Regions from separate parts of the Homo sapiens genome. Here region 1 is linked to region 2. A link is a contact called in ENCODE Hi-C or POLR2A ChIA-PET data. All regions are on one chromosome and are shown on one strand. Each heading gives the region's core, a stretch centred on a gene start or an enhancer-like site at or near the end of the contact. The rest is flanking DNA. Distances are from core to core; before and after follow the strand shown.

Region 1 (4,082 bases), core at 558-3,057, 36 kb before region 2:
TAGTTACTCACCAACAGATTTTGCATCATAGAAAGTTCTAGAAAACAGGACCACTGTCACTTCATGACTACAGTTCTTCTCCTAAGCATGAGTAGAGAACAACAGGGTTGAAGTTTGTTTCATTTACTTCACTATGAAGCAGACTGCATGCATATAATATTCTTTTTTTTTTTTTTTTTTTTTTTTTTGAGACGGAGTCTTACTCTGCCACCAGGCTGGAGTGCAGTGGCGCTATCTTGGCTCACTGCAACCTCCGCCTCCTGGGTTCAAGCAATTCTCCTGCCTCAGCCTCCCAAGTAGCTGGGACTACAGACGCACGCCACCATGCCCAGCTAATTTTTGTATTTTTAGTAGAGATGCGGTTTCACCATGTTGGCCAAGATGGTCTCGATCTCCTGACCTCGTGATCCGCCTGCCTTGGCCTCCCAAAGTGCTGGGATTACAGGTGTGAGCCACTGTGCCCAGCCCTTTTTTTTTTTTTTTTTTGAGGCAGTCTCATTCAGTTGCCCAGGCTGGAGTGCAGTGGCACAATCTCGGCTCATTGCAGCCTCCACCTCCCAGGTTCAAGCAATTCTCCTGCCTCAGCCTCCAGAGTAGCTAGGATTACAGGTGGGCCACCTGGGTAATTTTTGTATTTTTAGTAGAGACAGGGTTTCACCATGTTGGCCAGGCTGGTCTCGAACTCATGGCCTCAAGTGATCTGCTTGCCTCGGCCTCCCAAAGTGCTGGGATTACAGGTGTGAGGCCCAGCTGCACATAATATTCTTAATCCAGGTGGCTCAGCAGCAGTGCACAGTATTGAATAGCTTCAGGTAATTATAGGCTGCAGTGCAGGGGACAGAGCACTGCTGGGAGTCAGAAGCCCTAGATGGAGTCCTGAACCTGAAACTTGCCACTATGTGACTTTAGGAAAGTTATCTAAAGTGCCAGGAATGTGGAAAGTGATTGGAAAACTGCAAATCAGCATTAAGTAATGGTGACTGTCTCCCAGTTCCCGAGTAGCTGGACTACAGACACGCGTCACCAGGCCCAGATAATTTTTGCATTTTTTATAAAGACAGGGTTTCGGCTGGGCGTGGTGGCTCAAACCTGCAATCCCGGTGCTTTGGGAGGCTGAGGCGGGTGGATCACCTGAGGTCAGGAGTTCGAGACCAGCCTGGCCAACATGGCGAAACTCCATCTCTACTAAAAGTAGGAAAATTACCCAGGCAATGTGGCACGCGCCTGAAATTGCAGCTACTCAGGAGGCTGAGGTAGGATAATCACTTGAACCCAGGGGGTGGAGACTGCAGTGAGCCAAGACTGTGCCATTGCACTCCAGCCTGGGCGACGGAGCGAGACTCCGTCTCAAAAAAAAAAAAAAAAAGAAAAAAAAAAAGAGAGATAGGGTTTCATCATAATCCCCAGGCTGGGCTCAAGTGATCCACTTGCCTTGGCAAAGTGCTGGGATTACAGGCGTGAGCCACAATGCCAGGCCTACAGTGTTTTTTAATTTCTGCAGAATTGTGGTCTAGGGAACAAGAACAGCACCCATGGTGGTGGATTTAAGAATCAAAGGCACTCCCACACCCTACTAGTCTCATAGGATGAGGGTGGGGTTTGCTCTGGACTCAGCGGTATAAGCCAAGGCAAAGAACTACCTTTGGACAGGGACAGGGACTAATGAGAATAAACATTTCCATGGAGTCTGGAGATCAATATCCTAGAAGTAGGGTGTTTACAGATGAACATCAAAAGTGGCTTGCAACAGTTAGCTAGCAAGCGCAGTTTCAGTTCCTCCTGGGTCTCTGAAGACAACAGCCTATACTGACCAACCCCATCTTTATCTTAAGTATGCTTAGTGACTACAGAATTCAACACTCACTATATAAGGCACATAATATAATGTACATTTCATGGATGTATCTCAAGTGGACAGAAATTCCTAAATACAAGCCACAGTACCCAGAGCAGAGTGCTAGGAAACAGCAGACCTTCACTGACTGCCAATTAATTCACGGGAGTCCAAGAGCTCCAAAATCAGCACCCTTATCTAATTTTAGTGCAAGTGATATACAGGAAAACACAACGGGCTCACAATGGGCTGATATGGGCATGGAGTGTCTCAACTCATAAGTGATGTGGTGAGAGGGTCTATTATTATCTCCATTTTGCAGCTGAAGAAATGGAGCCTCAGAGACTAATCCTTGGAGACCAAAAAGCTAATCAGCCAGGCATGGTGGCCTGCGCCTGTAGTCCCAACTACTGAGGAGGATGAAGTGACAAGATCCCTGGAGCCCAGGAGTTCAAGACCAGCCTAAGCAGCATAGCAAGACTCTGTCTCTTAATCAAAAAAGAAAAAAAAAAAAGCAAGCTGATGAGATCATTTAAAACCCAGTCTGCCTTAATCCAAACTCTACTCTTTTACACTACATAATGTGACTTCAAATACTTTTTCATCAAAATGTTTTCATGTGAAATCAAGGTGAGATAATCGAATGAAATAATTTTTTAATTGTGGCAAAATACATATAAATATTGCCATCGTGACATTTAATACATTCACAATGTTGTATAACTATCACCATTATTTGGATCCAAAACATTTTCATCACCCCAACAGGAAATCCCAAACTGATGAAACAGTCACTCCCCACCCTCAGTCCCTGGCAACCACTAATCTCTATATTATATATTTACCTATTCTGGACATTTCATATAAATAAGATCTTATGATTTGTATTTGATCCACTATGTCTGGCTTCTCTCACTTAACATGTGTTCAAGATTCATCTATGCTGTAGCATGTGTTAGTACTTCATTCTTCTTTATAGCAGAATAATACTACATTGTATGGATATACATTTTATTTATCTATGCTTTAGCTGACAGACATTTGTTATTTGTGTTATCCTACTTTTTAGCTAATATGAATAATGCTGTCAAGAATACGGGCTAGGCCCATAATCCGGCACTTTGGGAGGCCAAGGTGGGGAGATCACTTAAGGCCAGGAGTTCGAGACCAGCCTGGCCAACATGGTGAAACCACATCACTACTAAAAATACAAAAATTAGCAGGGTAAGGTGGCGCACACCTATAATCCCAGCTACTTGGCAGGCTGAGGGACGAGAATCGCTTGTACCTGGGAGGTGGAAGTTGCAGTGAGCCATGTTCGAGATCGCAGCACTGCACTCCAGTCTGGGCGACAGAGCGAGACTGTCTCTAAAAATACATAAATAAATAAAATAAAGAATATGGGCCCAGTCGCGGAGGCTCACGTCTGTAATCCCAGCACTTTGGGAGGCCAAGGCGGGCGGATCACCTGAGGTCAGAAGTTCGAGACCACCCTGGCCAACATGGTGAAACCCCGTCTCTACTAAAAACACAAAAAAATTAGATGGGCGTGGTGGTGGGCGCCTGTAATCTCAGCTATTCGGGAGGCTGAAGCAGGAGAACTGCTTGAACCCGGGAGGCAGAGGTTGCAGTGGGCCGAGATCACACCATTGTACTCCAGCCTGGGCAACAAGAGCAAAACTCTGTCTCAAAAAAAAATATGGGCTAGGCACTGTAGCTCACGTCTGTAATCTCAGCACATTGGGAGGCCAAGGTGGGAAGATCACTTAAGCTCAGGAGTTCGAGATCAGCCTGGATAACATAGTGAGACCTAGTTTCCACCAAAAAAAAAAAAAAAATTGCCCGGGCATAGTGGCACATGCCTGTAGTCCTAGCTACTATAGGAGGCTGAGGAGGGAGGATGGCTTGAGCCCAGGCGATCAAGGCTGCAGTGAGCTATGATTGCGCCACTGCACTCTAGCCTGGGCAACATGGCGAGACTCTGTCTCAAAAAAAAAAAAAAAAAAAAAAAAAAATACAGTCATCCTAGTGGGTGTGAAGTGGCATTTCATTGTGGTATTAGGTTGCATTTTCCTAATGACTAATGATCTTGAGCATCTTTTCATGTACTTGTTGGACATTCATGTATATTCTTTAGAGAAATGTTGATTCAAGTCCTTTGCCCATTTGTTTTTTTAATTATTTTAATTATTTTTTAATTTTTATGGGTACATAGTAGGTGTTTAATATCTGTGGGGTACATGAGATG
Region 2 (4,220 bases), core at 1,350-3,849:
AGTCTTGCAGAAGACTGGATACAGCATCTAACTACCTTTGTATTTTATACATAAAAACATGTATTTGTATACGTTGTATATACTGTATCCTTGTATTCTTTTCTCTGCCAAAAGTTATTTGCTTTATTCCACTCCACAAATATTTAGGCAACATCAACAGCATCAAAGTAATAACAATAGACTGTGCATTTTAGCAGAAATTGTAGTTTAAATATAGCAATGCCTGTAGCCTGGTAATTACAATGGCTACATTTATTGAGCACAGAGTCTAACACTCTGCTAAATGCATTACATGTATCACTTTACTTAAGCCTCACAATGCTCTATGATAGAGAAACTATTGTTTTCCCTTTTTGGCAGTCCTTCCCCTCTGGAGGCTTATACCTACATAATGTAGAAGTAAATACACCCTAAAATACAATGTTAAAAAGACTCATGCCAGCGCGGTGGCTCTTGCCTGTAATCCTAGCACTTTGGGAGGCTAAGGTGGGCGGATTGCCTGAGCTCAGGAGTTCGAGACCAGCCTGGGAAACATGGTGAAACCCTCTCTACTAAAATACAAAAAAAAAAAAAAAAAAATAGCCAGGTGTGGCGGCATGCACCTGTAGTCCCAGCTACTCGGGAGGCTGAGGCAGAAGAATTGCTTGAACCTGGGAGGTGGAGGTTGCAGTGAGCTGAGATCACGCCACTGCACTCCAGCCTGGTGACAGAGCGAGACTCTGTCTCAAAAAAAAAATGCCAATAAATAATAAAATAAAATAAAAAGATTCATTATATTGTTAACTCCAATTTCTGAAGTAAATAATGCTGTTAAGACAGAATGGAAAATTATTCCCTTACAAAAGAAAAAAAAATTATACTAAGTGCCCTTTTATTCTTCAGATTTATGGATTCAAGGCACTAAGGAGAGCTGGGTACAGTGGCTCACGCCTGTAATCCCAACTATTAGGGAGGTTGAGGTTGAGGTGGAAGGATCTTTTGAGCTCTAGAGTTCCAGACTAGCCTGGGCAACATGGGGGACCGTGTCCCAAAAAAAAAAAGAAAAGAAAAGAAAGGAAAAAAAATAGATGTTAAGAGAAACTATTCTAAAGCCCTTCAACTTTCAGATAAGGTACACTAGGAGCTTGCCCAAGGTCACCAGGAAAATTAGAAGCAGAGTAGATACTCAGACTATAGCTCAGTGCAGAATAACATGCTGTATCCTGCTCCTTCTTCCCATGCCTACAAGCCAGGCAAAGGTTCATGCTTTGATCATACCTGCTCTATGCACATCTATGCCACTTCTCTCTCACTCAATGTAAAAACTGATAAACGATTTTAGTTTCTCTTATCTGCCAAACCAGTGCAGGCTGGAATTTTATGGAACATACACGGAAGATTTGTAATTAATAATGCAATTCAACAAATGAAGGGTAGTAAACCGGCAGCATTCACAATGTTCCTTAAAAGTCTGAATGCAAATGCATTAGAAGGGTCCTGCCATCCTCCTATTGTTACTGTATGACAGTTGCTGCTTTAGTCTGTTTAGTCGCCTGTTTAGCCTCAATTGTCACACGAGTCAGTGTGTAATTTCTAGGTATTGCACACACCAGAACCTCAGCCAACTTACAAAACCTCTAAAGACCAATCGATACTGACCACTGCCCCCAAAGCCCTTCTTGTGGATGACGAGTTTGTAGACCTTTGTTGTTCTCATCTTGCACTGTTTTTCCCTTTAGCTGTTCCAAGCTTGGGGCAGAGAAGTCATCTTGCCTCCCTGCCACAGAAATACAAACGAAAAGGTTGGAATGTCAGATTTTTCCTTGCAACCACTCTTTGATTTTAGGCCAGTGAAGATACTGGTGTTCCTCTGCTGTGAAGTGGTGCCAAGTGACTCTCGGAAGAAGTCACTCCTCCAGTTACAAGGAGCGATGGAGAACAAATAGAACCACAGAATCCAGGAACTAAGGGGAATTCGGGCCAGGGGCTAGTCAAACCTAGGAGAAGATATTCTATCACACCCCCATAGGGGAAGCATTGCGCTGAATGGGTGCTCATCACCTTGTCTCCATCTACACCAATAACACCCAAATAGTAAAGAGATCTTAAAAGAGGTTAGCCCACTCATTTTGTAGATGATGAAAGTGTGACTCCGGGCAAGGGACTTGCTCAAGGTCACTCGAGACTTAAGAGACACTCCCACCATTCTCGTTTTGCTGCCAATGTCCTGAGCAAGGCAACCACAAAGAGGAGGAAGGCAGAAGTTCCTTCCCCAAACCTCGGTCTGTGCGAACTCTCAGCAGACCTTCCCTGACTCCGTTTCACAGCTGAGGCCGTTGAGGCTCAGAGAGGGAGAGAGACTTGTCCAAGGTCACACAGCGGAATGGGGATGGAGCCTGGAACTCGAACCTGGGCCAAGGTCCCCTATCTCAAGCCCCCCCAATCCCCAGTCCGGGGCGGGCAGCTCCACTCACCGAAGCTCTAGAGCCCCTTCCCGCCTCTGGCCGGGGCACTGAGGGCTGGACCCTCTCCAGGTTCCCTGCGCCTCCTCCAGATACCCCGCCTACGCCCGCGCGGCCCGCGCTGTTCCGCCCCTAAGCCTGAAGCGCCTACTAGGCCCGCCCCGACCGTGTAGCGCTCACCTGAGAACCCGCGCCGCTCCGGTGGCTCCGCCCCGGGGCCCCGCCTCCTTCCCGCCCTCGCGCCCCCGCGCCGCTCTCGCCGGGCCTCCGTCTCGTCTCGGTGGCCGCACCACTTCCTCATCCGGGGCTCGAGCCGGGGGCGGGGCGTCGTGTGCGGCCTCTTCCTTGGGCCACCTCCTGGCGTTTCCTGCCCTCGAGCACTAGAGCCTCCCGCCCCACGGAGGAAATCCATTTCCTCCTAGTCTATCCGAAGTAGATCCATGGCCACAGAGCTTCGTTTCCGACTCAGTGATCTCCCCACAGGGGAAACGAGATCCGTCAGAGCTCCGTTTTCTGTTATATGAACGAGGTTAATGACTCATGTGGCCTCATTGGGCAGCTAAGAGGCGCCAACGAGAGTTTCTGGGAGGACTTCTGTAAAATGCAAGGGGCTGAGCACGCGAGAGTTAGGGTGATGGCCTCTGCTGGGAAGTGTCCACTTACGGGGGGCTTTTCAAACCCTTGCAAACTCTAAACGACGTTCTGCGCCCCTCAGGTTATTAATAAGAATGGCTGCCGTGGCTTCATAGTCCTTATGTAATCATTGCATCCCTATTACCTGATGGATGCAGGAGGCAGATACTATCCTATTTCACAAACCAGGAAACAGCCTGAGGACACAAAACCCTTCAGAAGGAAGCAAGGACGAATCCTGACCCGTTCCCAGAACGGGGCCTTTAACCAACATCCTTTGGTCATACCCAGGGCACTGCCTAAACTCGCGTCTGTCAGGATATCTTTCTCTCCAAGCAGAAAACCAGAGAGCTGGGTGGGCTGGGTCAGGCTCTGGCCAAGGACTCCTGACAATTGCCAGCTCCGCCTGCTGCCACTGATACCCCCGCCCCCTAGTCCAGTCCACCGTTTCTGACCTGAGCGGCAGCAACTCGATAGGGACTCCCTGCTTCCCCTCTTGAAGCCAGAGAGACCTTATAACTAGAATCGGTGTCTTGGGTCACGCCTCTCCTCTGCTGCTTCTAATCACACTGACTGCTAAATCTAAACGACACAGCACTTGTCTTAAATTTCTTTATATCTTTAATACTAACAGTGCCCATTTCTTACGGATTTGGAAAACTTAAAAATGTTGAAAGAAAAAACATGTTACACTGTAGTGAAAGATTCTGCAGTGGACCAAGGGGACCCTGGGACAGGACAAGCAACGTTCTTAAGCATGGATGCCTTTATGTTGGGACTCAGGAGAAGTTAGGTAAATAATGCAAGTGTTAAGTAATTGCAATTTTTTTGTTTGTTTGTTTTTTTGTTTTTGTTTTGAGATGAGGTCACCCTCACCCAGGCTGGAGTGCAGTGGCATGATCCCGTCTCACTGCCATCTCTGCCTGCCTGGCTCATGCGATCCTCCCACCTCAGCCTCCTAGTAGCTGGGATTACAGGTGCATGCTCAGCTAATTTTTGTATTTTTTGTAGAGACGGGGTTTTGCCATGTGGCCCAGGCTGGTCTCAAACTCCAGAGCTCAAGTAATCCGTCCGCCTTGGCCTCCCAAAGTTCTGGGATTACAGGCACCAATCACTGTAGCCGGGCCTTTTTTTTCCCCCAAGACC

Evidence for each region. A loop is a pair of places that touch in the nucleus more often than their neighbours do. ChIA-PET counts read pairs that join two places held with the same protein, here RNA polymerase II (POLR2A). Pooled maps may share reads with other maps.
Region 1: a loop to region 2 is called in a map of GM12878, with 5 times the contacts of the local background. The contact joins the enhancer-like site here to the promoter of DEPDC5 in region 2. A Hi-C loop is called at or near these places in 5 of 168 maps with a recorded cell type or tissue (B cell, GM12878, OCI-LY7 and 2 more), 10 of 37 single-sample maps with no recorded cell type and 6 of 50 pooled maps. POLR2A ChIA-PET finds 5 or more read pairs at or near these places in 15 of 52 experiments (AG04450, BJ, GM10248 and 11 more).

What each region holds. Positions count from the first base shown.
Region 1 is chr22:31,788,032-31,792,113 of GRCh38, reverse strand. DEPDC5 (DEP domain containing 5, GATOR1 subcomplex subunit) reads right to left here. Exons shown (of 43, transcript NM_001242896.3): 11 at 12-81. Among named protein-coding and RNA genes, the nearest start is that of DEPDC5, 36 kb to the right of the region's middle. RefSeq lists an enhancer at 1,500-1,559. Within about 2 kb of position 1,807, at least 2 of the 41 ENCODE cell types and tissues checked have a DNase peak (open chromatin) inside an H3K27ac peak, as active enhancers do; they include GM12878 and OCI-LY7, where a contact is called at or near this core.
Region 2 is chr22:31,752,398-31,756,617 of GRCh38, reverse strand. DEPDC5 (DEP domain containing 5, GATOR1 subcomplex subunit) reads right to left here and starts at 2,599. Exons shown (of 43, transcript NM_001242896.3): 1 at 2,454-2,599; 2 at 1,639-1,756. The coding sequence starts at 1,696. RefSeq lists a silencer at 2,525-2,834.